Regions from separate parts of the Homo sapiens genome. Here region 2 is linked to region 1. A link is a loop called in an ENCODE intact Hi-C map of the cell type or tissue named here. Cell type or tissue: heart right ventricle. All regions are shown on one strand. Each heading gives the region's core, and the rest is flanking DNA. Links, peaks and the distances in the headings are about the cores only.

The links. Hi-C counts contacts between places; a loop is a spot of excess contacts. Peaks named below come from ENCODE experiments on the same cell type or tissue, not always from the same donor. Only the 100,000 strongest peaks of a DNase experiment are listed, where the experiment ranks them.
Region 2: a loop joins it to region 1, with 5 times the contacts of the local background. A loop is called at or near these places in 5 of 110 quality-filtered maps.

Annotation. Positions count from the first base shown.
Region 1 is chr18:6,119,817-6,125,419 of GRCh38, reverse strand. The region is part of intron 14 of L3MBTL4 (L3MBTL histone methyl-lysine binding protein 4); the gene reads left to right. Among named protein-coding and RNA genes, the nearest start is that of L3MBTL4-AS1, 130 kb to the left of the region's middle. In heart right ventricle, for the core only: no CTCF peak of the experiment used is centred there; no DNase peak of the experiment used is centred there; H3K27ac peaks cover 60 bases.
Region 2 is chr18:5,888,645-5,893,004 of GRCh38, reverse strand. It overlaps TMEM200C (transmembrane protein 200C), which reads left to right. Exons shown (of 2, transcript NM_001395400.1): 2 at 848-4,360. The coding sequence starts at 942. The coding sequence ends at 2,807. It overlaps MIR3976HG (MIR3976 host gene), which reads right to left. Exons shown (of 10, transcript NR_172496.1): 9 at 3,832-3,925. Among named protein-coding and RNA genes, the nearest start is that of TMEM200C, 4.7 kb to the left of the region's middle. RefSeq lists an enhancer at 1,178-1,705 and a silencer at 2,223-2,442. In heart right ventricle, for the core only: CTCF peaks have their summits at 2,065 and 2,267 (motif pointing right); no DNase peak of the experiment used is centred there; H3K4me3 peaks cover 1,457 bases; H3K27me3 peaks cover 2,142 bases.

The DNA.
Region 1 (5,603 bases), core at 1,452-3,951:
TTTAATTAACAAAACTATTTTTTTAAAAAGAAAGAAAATCCCATCCAAGAGCCTTTTCCTGTTGATAAGAGAGTTTAACCTATTTGCAGTTATTGTTAAAATTATAACATAACTTGTACATATGCCAATTTGCTTTATGCCTTAAATATTTTGTTTCTTTTGTTGTGTTCTTGCTACTAGTGGTAGGACAAAGGAGGGGACCTTCCTTTCCCCTCCCTCCCCTCCCTTCCTTCCTTCCTTTCCTCCTTCCTTCCGCATTTTGTTAGTTAATAATTTCTAGTTTAGGAGTAAGAGCATCTATCCACCCAAATGTTTTTTATTATTCTATTGGTTATTCTAATGTTTTTTTCAGATGCGTTTCTAAACCTACATTTACTTACTTATCAAAGTCATTAGAGAATATTAATCTTTGGCTTTCTTTTGGGAAAGAGGCAATGCTAAATATTTATCTTTTCTTTTCCTAATTCAGTATATCTATTGTGTTAATTAGATTTGAGAATACATACCTTACTCTTTTTTTCCTTCCATTTTTAAAGCAATAGAGATCAATTCGTGGAAAGAAAAAAAGGAACACAAACAATTTTTTCAATCATATTTAAAACTACCATGCACCTTTACTGATTCCAGTGGTAATCTCTCATCCTTTCCAGCCTCAATTTCCTCCTTATTTCTTTACTTAATTTCCTTTATTCCTTGTTCCAGCACACTTCAAGAGTTGTTTTGATTTGTCTAGGTGCCTGCATATTACATTTAAAATCTTTGCATATTAGAAAATGCATTTCACCCTTGAAAGCAATTTGATGGGAGACAGGTGTTTAAGCCCAGACCTTTTTCTTTCAGAGCTCTCTCTGTCCTGTTGCTTGCTATCATCTTCTAGTTTTTACCATGATAACAAAGTCTCCTGCTACCATGTATTGATAGTGTACTGCATGTATTGGTGTGTATATATAATTGTATATATAATTTTTATATATACATATATATAATAATATAACTGTATATATAATTTAAAATCCCCCTATATATGTCTATATATAGTTTTTTTCATTAAATTTACCTCTAATACTCTTTTCTCAGTTTGAGACTAATGTCCTCCTTTGTACGAGACCATTTTTTCCTCTGAGTATTTTTTCAAGTTCTATTTCTATTCCAGATATATTCTCTCTAGAATTTCTATTAAATGACATTGGAACCTCTACATCTATCCCTCGTGACTCCATCTTTTCTCTCATCATTTTCCATTCTTCGTCCTGTCCCTCTGAATACTAGGAAAATCACTTGAATGAATGTTCTAAATTGCTAGTTTGATCTCTCATCCCTCCACTGAGATGTTTTCATGTGGTGACTGCCTTATGCCTCCTGGGCAGCTTTTCTGGCCTCTGTTCTTACCATCTTCATCACCATTTACCAGCCTGATGTGGGCCTTCCTTACACCTGGTATGATGGAATACATGGCAGCTACAAAGTCTTTACCCCAAGGAGTTCACACACTCGTTGATCCCAACACATAAACATCACTGGAATGGAAACTGTCATTTCGTCACTTATTTTTTCAAAGTAAAAACAGTTTCAGGTGGGCCTAGCCCTTAACTAAAAGTAATTTAAGAATAACTGTTGTAATGCCAGGTAGTAGGACAAAGGACAAATTCACATAATCTCTAGGCCTTGGTTTCTTTATCTGCAAAACAAGATGATTGGATTAGGTGATTTCTCACTTCGTTTTTAGTTAAAATATCTGTGATATTCATATTAATCTGTTCTCACGCTGCTAATAAAGACATACCAAAGACTGGATAATTTATAAAGAAAAGGAGGTTTAATGGACTCACAGTTTCACATGGCTGGGGAGGCCTCACAATCATGGTGGAAGGCGAAGGAGTAGCAAAGGCACATCTTACATGGTGGCTGGCAAGAGAGCCTATGCAGGGGAACAGCCCTGTATAAAACCATCAGATCTCATGAGAATTATTCACTATCATGAGAACAGCACAGAAAGGACCTGCCCCCATGATTCAATTACCTCCCACTGGGTCCCTCCCATGATACGTGGGGATTGTGGGAGCTACAATTCAAGATTAGATTGAGTGGGTAAACAGCCAAACCATCTCAATATTGTTTAAGAGATACATCACAACATAATTCTCTAAGATCAACAGCATACTGCCTGGACATGACTTTTTCCAGTTGCAAGAAACTTATTCTATGTGCATTTCACTGTTTAATAAAATGTAAATATCATGAGTCCAGGATCTATATTCCAAATGTAAGGCCCATAATTGCAAAACTATTGCTAGCAGCAAGAACTGGGTTAGAATAACCCCCTTTCCTAAAGATGCCTCAAGAATCAAGATTAATGACCCTTCCATTATCTACTAGGCACAGGAAAAAAGAAAATATAATCTTTTAATTAACATGCTGTGATTTCCTGGAATTACTCAAATTGTTGAAGATTTATCCTAGTTAAAATGAATTCATGGAAAACTCTGTAATGTGCATTAAAATGGATTATTTTTTCTAAGAAATAACATTCCTAAGTTTAGGAAGTTTGTCACTTTCTATAGTTTCTTCCTTATATATGAGTTAGATTTAAATATATAATTCTCATGGAGATTCTGTTTTCTTAAATTTTTGGATAAACACCATTCTTTAAAGATAATGGCTATAATTCAAAGAGATAATACGGCCTTGGCCAATCTTCCTTTTATGAATGAGGGTAAGGTTGTGTATTAGTCCATTTTCATGCTGCTGATAAAGACATACCCAAGACTGCGCAATTTACAAAAGAAGGAGGGTTTAATTTGACTTACAGTTCCACATGGCTGGGGAGGCCTCACAATCATGGTGGAAGGCAAGGAAGAGCAAGTCATGTCTTACATGGATGGTGGCAGGCAAAAAGAGAGCTTGTGCAGAGAAACTCCCTCTTATATTACCATCAGATATTGTGAGACTTATTCACTCTCATGAGAACATCATGGCAAAGACCTGCTCCCAGGATTCAGTTACCTCCAACTGGGTCCCTCCCACAACATGTGGGAATTCAAGATGAGATTTGGGTGGGGACACAGCCAAATCATATCAAGTTGATAGTACAACTTATTTTTGGAAGTTACTTGTAGTGCAGACAATTGGGCAAAATTTGATTCAAAGTTTGAATGTTGATGTTTTTTCCTTTGGAAAGTGTCTATTGTACAAGTTAATAATAACAATCATAATAATATGTTATATTTGTGTATAATTTAACCACTAACAGAATGTTTTCACATATATTATTTAATACACAGAGCAGCCCTGTGATGTAAGTTTTATTATTTCTATTTTATGAATTAAAAAAGCGAGCCTTGGACAGATAGTGTCTTCCCATCACTGCACAACTCATAAGTGGTAGAGCTGATTTTAAATTAAATGTCTTCTAACTACTCATCTGATACTCTTTCTCCTATTCCCGGATGTATATGCAGAACTGGAGTGGTAGTTGAAATTATGCCTCTCACTTGTAGATTAGGAAGATTTTAGATCAGAAAGGGAAATTGATCCTAAATGACGCACAAACCTGCTACATCTGGATAATCAGTTGTTAAGGAGACTGTTAAGAACAGTTTTCTCACTTGAGACAAGGCCAAGACGAAATGATCCTCAGAATTCTTTTCAAACCATGAACTTTTGATTCCCAACTCCAAAATACAAACATGCACACACACATACACACACACACACACACACACACACACACACACGGGGAAACAATGCTAGTTGTTATGATTTATTTAAAAAATAAAGAAAAAGAATCTACTTGAATGTCTGCTTCCCCTTTGGTGTGTAGGGCTGTGAAAGTGCTCCTTGTAAGACATGAAATATCAATAAGAAACTTGCAAATCAGCAATCTGGAATAAAAGCTTTAGTTATGAAAATATTAAGCTGGGCATGATGATTTTAATTATCCCTTCATCTCATTCTCATTTTGATGATATGATAATTATAGCATCATATTCCAATTTCTGTTGTTATAATTCAGTGCCTGCATATGTCAGATTTAATATTCATTTGCCTATCTTTATGTGGGGCCAGATGGAAGAGGTGCATCGCCTATTTATAAGAACTAGTTGTTATTACTGAATTTTCTTAATTTCTTCTTGATAGCAGTGGCTGAGGTGGAGGGTGATTTAGGATTGCGTTAGAAATGCCAGGGCAATAATCCAAAGTAAATAATGTGGTGCTGTGCATCTGTAAATGAACATGCTGCTTACTAAAATAGATACAGTGGCATTGACCTCAGTTATAATAGTACATGCTGCAGAAAGTTCAAGAATGAATGGACAACAGATAATTCTTTGTGTAATTAATGGAGACTTGACCTTGGGGCTTTTTTATAGAATGTTGTAAACATCACTTATCTAGTAGATGCCAAAAATAACTTCAAGAAATATGGCAATCCTATTCCTAGTCATATGTCCAAGAAGTACGTGCGTCAGCTCACCAAAAGACATGCACCAGAATGTTTGTAGCAGCGCTATTTATAATAGCTCCTACTTGAATCTACCCAAACACCCATCAACAGTGCATAGATAAATTGTGTCCTGTTCACACAGTGGGATGCTGTACTGCATTGAGAATGAGTGGCTCTAACTACACATAACCTGGATGAAGCTCACAGGTGTAAAGCTCATTGAAAGAAGCCAAACACCAATAGTAATTACTGAATGACCCCATTCATATAAGGTACAAAAGCAGGAAACATGAGTCTCTTAAGGATTAAGATTCAGCCTGGTAATTACCCCTACAGGGAGTGACTGGAAGAGGAGGAATGGAGGGGCCTCTGGGTTTATGTTCTGTTTTCTGACTTAGTGGTTGTTCTAGGAGCATGGTCAGTTGTGAAGAAGACAACTTATAATCTGGGCACTCTATATAAAGTTCTACTTCAATTTTAAAAAGTTTTTCAAACAAAAATGACCTCAAGAAAATCAGAGTAGCCTTCCTAACGTTACTCACAAGTTTCTCCACAAGCTGGCCCTTGCAACACAGGCAACAGTCTGATATATTAGGTTAGTAACGCCAAGCTGGGAGGTGGCATCCTGTCTTCCTTCCCTCTCCATAGCCACCTCATGACACTCCAGAGGAAACAGTAATGACTGGTGTAAAGGCCATTAGCAAGCAGGCCCCGGGCCCCTGGGCTTGTAGACCACCTTAGGAGGCACGTGGTCGGTTCCGAGACTGACCTGGGAGGACCGAGTGTTGCACAGTTGAGTGAGGTTAAAAACACATCTGTACTGTTTCAGGCCCTCAGTGTGTTGCACAGTTTAGTGAGGTTGAAAACACATCTGTGCTGTTTCAGGCCCTCAGTGGTGTTTCACAGTCCATAAGACTCAGCTTGGGCTTTAGTCTGCTTTGCAAGTCTCTGTCATGAATTGAAAATGAGTGAACAGAACAGAGTGAAATGTTTAAATTTCCCTGAATTAGGAATTAGGAGACCTCGCTTTTCAGCCTTGTGTTCTGGAGACAATTACCCAGTTGGTGGTCTGTTTTTGCTTCCTTTATGCTTAGCTTTTAGTCTTCTAACTACTCATCTGATACTCTTTCTCCTATTCCCAGACATATATGCAGAACTA
Region 2 (4,360 bases), core at 831-3,330, 230 kb after region 1:
AAGAAGGCCAGAAGGAAGAGCTCAGTTACATAAGCAGTTACCTAAAACTAAATATTCCACCCCAAGAAGCTGTCCAGATGTTGCTGAGAGGAGAGAAGAAGGCTGTGCAAGGGATCTGCCTGCACATAGCTGTAGGAACAGGCATAGGTGGGAGACAACTTTGTGAAGGGATTTATTGTCAGAGTATTGCAATATCTCTGCTGCTTCCCCAGTGGTGAACTCTCTATTAATTATCTGAAGTAAATAAACCGCCTGCCTGCCATTATATGACCTTTGATTTTCATCCAGTGAAATAAATTCCTTTGTCTTTATACAGTAGTAACTTTCCTGACTGTTTTAGTGACTTTGGGCCACACATTGACAGATTCCCCAGCTTAGAGAGACTTGAAACTCCTGTGACAGCTCCCTTGAAAAATCTTCCAATTCCTGAAGGACTGAGGGAAAGAATCTTGACAGGGAGGTCCTTAACCACTACTTTGAGTCCCTACATTTAGGTTTTACTAATGGTTGGAACTCCATTGTTCATTTCAAACCCTCATATTACCATGGAGTGTGTGGAGGAGATGGGTGGGGAGCGAGGAGAAGAAGGCATATTCTCAGATGGTTTTATCACCACATATTAGTTATTGCAATGTTTTATAACCACCTATTAGTTGTTGCAACAACGTTTCCCTTCCCTAGTGTCTACCTGGCTCCAGCCTCTGTACACGGCCTTGTTTCAGTTAGTGGATAAAGGCCCTGGGGTGGGGGGCACACACGGAGTGGGATCTGGGAGTAGGGCAGCTGCAGCGTGAGATGTCACTGCAGCCAAGCTGACACCCTCTGACTGTCTTCCTCTGCTTTGCAGCAGGAGGAGGTGGCTGAGCAGCTAGTGGGCAGTTGGCGCCCTCCCTGTGCAAGCCTCCATCCCAGAGGCTAGTCCTGCACTCCAGGAGCTCGCCATGATCGCCACCGGCGGCCTGCTAAGGATTTCCGCCAGAAAGCAGGATCCACTCCGCCCCCCAAGCCAGATACCCAAGCGCAAGCGGAAAGCCAAGAAGAGGCGCAAGAACGACGTGGTGGTGGTGAAAGGCAAGCTGAAGCTGTGCTCCATCTCAGGGCTCATCGCCCTCTGTGGGATCCTGGTGCTGCTGGTGGGCATAGCCATGGCGGTGGTGGGCTACTGGCCCAAGGCCACCGGGACCAATCGGGAGGGGGGTAAGCAGCTGCCGCCTGCGGGCAGCAGCCACCGGGTCCCAACCACGGCCAACAGCAGTAGCAGTGGCAGCAAAAACCGGTCCAGGAGCCACCCTAGGGCTCCAGGGGGTGTCAACTCCAGTTCCGCGGGCGCGCCCAGGAGCACGCCTCCAGCACGAGCCGCCTCCCCGTCCTCCTCCTCCACGTCCGTGGGCTTCTTCTTCCGCATCTTCTCTGGCTACCTGCACTCTGACAAGCTCAAGGTCTTCGGGCCCCTCATCATGGGCATCGGCATCTTCCTCTTCATCTGCGCAAACGCGGTCCTCCACGAGAACCGGGACAAGAAGACCAAAATCATCAACCTGCGGGACCTCTACTCCACCGTCATCGACGTGCACAGCCTCCGCGCCAAAGACCTGGCGGCCGCCGCGGCCGCCGCCGCGGCCGCCGCCGCCTCTTCGTCGTCGTCTGCCCCCGCCGCGGCGCCCCCCGGGGCCATACCGCTCAACGGCTTCCTCAGCTACGTGCAGTCGCGGGGCCTGGAGCTGAAGCCCGGGGGCTGCGGTGGCTCCGGGGACGCCTTCGGAGCGGCGGCGATGCTGGCCAAGGGCTCGTGGCCTCCTCACCCCGCGGCGCCGAGCGGCGGCCGCCCTCGGGGCGCCGCGTCCCCGCCGGACCTGGCCTCTTCCCCGCGCTGTCCGCGGGAGCCCCCGAGCCTGGCCGAGGCCGTGTACAGCGTCTACCGCGAGCGCTCGGGCGTGGCAGGCAGTCGCCGGGCCGCCGCTGCCACCGCCGCCGCAGCCGCTAGCAGCTGCAGCAGTCCGGCGCCCTGCAGCCCACCCGAGAGCTGGGGGCGCCAGAGCACGGCCAGCTCCTTCGTGGACTCCTCGCTGAGCGCCTTCGCGCTGCTGCCCTTGCAAGGGGGCCGCGATAGGGGCGGGGACGCGGAGGGCGCGAGCTGCAGCTGGCAGAGGCCTCCGGGGGAACGCGGCTCCCAGGAGATCCCGAGGGGCGAGCTCGACCTGAGCATGACCAACCTCCGCGGCGCAGAGGGCAGCATGCGCGGGGCGCGCCGGGAGCCGGAGGAGCCCGAGGGCGCGGTAGCGGCGCGCGCCGCCAGGGGGCAGGGCGGCCGCCTGCCCAGGACCGGCAGGTACGCGGCCTTGCGGCGCCGCAGCACCAGCGGGCTCCCGGACTACCGGGCGCCGCCGTCCCCCGAGCCCCCGCCCTCCCCGGGGAGTGCGGACCCGGACTCCAGCCCTCTGGCCAAGGCCGCCTCCCCCTCGCCACCCCTGCGGCTGGAGGGCTCGCCCCCCACCAGGCGGGACTCCGGGAGCTCCCAGTCGGATGACCCATCCAGCAGCAATAAGGGCTACACACCCCTGCGGGAGGCCGGCACCTCCACCGAGTCGGTCTTGGACGCAGTAGCTGGTCAAACGCGAGACTCTGCTGTGGCCGCCCCCGTTCTGGGTGCGGAGCAGAGCTCGCCGGAGGGTGCCAGCCAGGAGCCACCCACGGCCGAGCAACCTCAGCCGGTGCAGAGGCAGTTTACAAACAAGGAGAAACTCATCATGATTTCCAGGTCTCATGCCATAGGGGTAGAAGAAGAACTGGAAAGCACAGGCATTTAGAGAAAGGGGTGGGTTGGGGAGGAGGAAAGAGAAAATGGGAGAAACGCCCACTTGAATCAGTGCATTAACAGGTCCCTGTTTCTTTTGTGGACTGATCCGAGGACATCATTCAATATCCAAAGAGCTGCAGAATGTTATCCTTGAATTGCGTCCACAAGATTCCTGTAGATAACTCCAAGGATTTTTTTTTTTAAGCAAACTAGTCTTTTTATGTCCGATGGTGATTGTATGTTCAATGAAAACCAAATGTATTAAAAGGTCAGCAATCTAGTCCATTAGATAAAATCTTTTAATTTTCTTAGGATCAAAATAATATATTTTTGACAGTAACTGTGCACTTTACTCCGACTTTTTTTTTTAATCCCTCATTTCCCGACCCCTGTACTCTGCGCTGGTTTTGCCCACAGCTGCTTGCGAATGGCAGGCTTTTTTCTCCATTCCTTTGCGGAACATAGAAGAGTTTGTCTCAGTTCTCTTAGAATTGATGTTACTAACTGAAGTCAAAGCCAAAAGCATGAATAATTCAGGAACGAGCACTTTCCTTGCCCCACCCCACTGTGCTCACCCAATGCCCAAAAGCTTCTTCATTTTTAAACGGGTGTGTACGTTTTGCTACTAGGCTATGTGGTGGAGACTGGAGGGGACCAGGAACTAGATGGACTGTTACATTCCGAAATTTATATCAAGTACACCATGCTTTATTGAGTGTTATCACACCTGTATTGAAAATAGCATTAATATTTAAAATCTTTTTTAATAAAAGAAGTTTCCGAACAAACAGTTAAACATAATATTGCCTCATTTGCCTTGGAGCTAGCTCATCTGGTACCTCTGAAATATTTTGCTGTGACACTGCTACCAGGACTGTTGTGATCTTCCCCCAAAGTACTCAGCACCATTGTCGCATGTCCAGCGTATTTTTAAGCTTAAAATGTAGGGTAGTATTTAACATTTGGGAATTTCTCTTTCAAATAGAATGAAACGTTAAGTAAATAGTAATATGCCTATGATACTTCTCATTTACCTGCAAGTATTAATTTGCAGAGCACCAGGCTTAATATTCTCTTCCCATCCTCTTGGCTATCACTGATTATAAGTTAATGGTCTTGATCCATGGCCTACATAGACAAAAAGATAATGTTTTAATAATTTGGTAGATTGTTTACACTTGATGTCATTAAAAGTGAATTAGTTAATTTTCAAGACCAGGAGACAAGATGTCTTCATTTTGGTCTCCTTGGGCAAAGCGCTAGTCCTGTAGACAGAGTGCAGATTCCGAGCTGAGATTGGACCCAGCTGTTGGCATCTCCTAGCTGTGAGGCCTTGTACAAGTCACAAACTCTGAGTCTCAGTCATCTTTCTGTAAAATGAAGAGAACCAGACATATCTCATGGAGCTATGAGAGGAATAGAACAGGGTCAGGGTCAGAGGAGGGTTTATATGTGTGGAGTTTACCAGAACCCTTGGCCCACAGGATGTATTCAATAGATGGGGGTTATTGTAATTATTATTACCATTGTAATATATTGCTGAATGCATAGTGTAGAAGAATG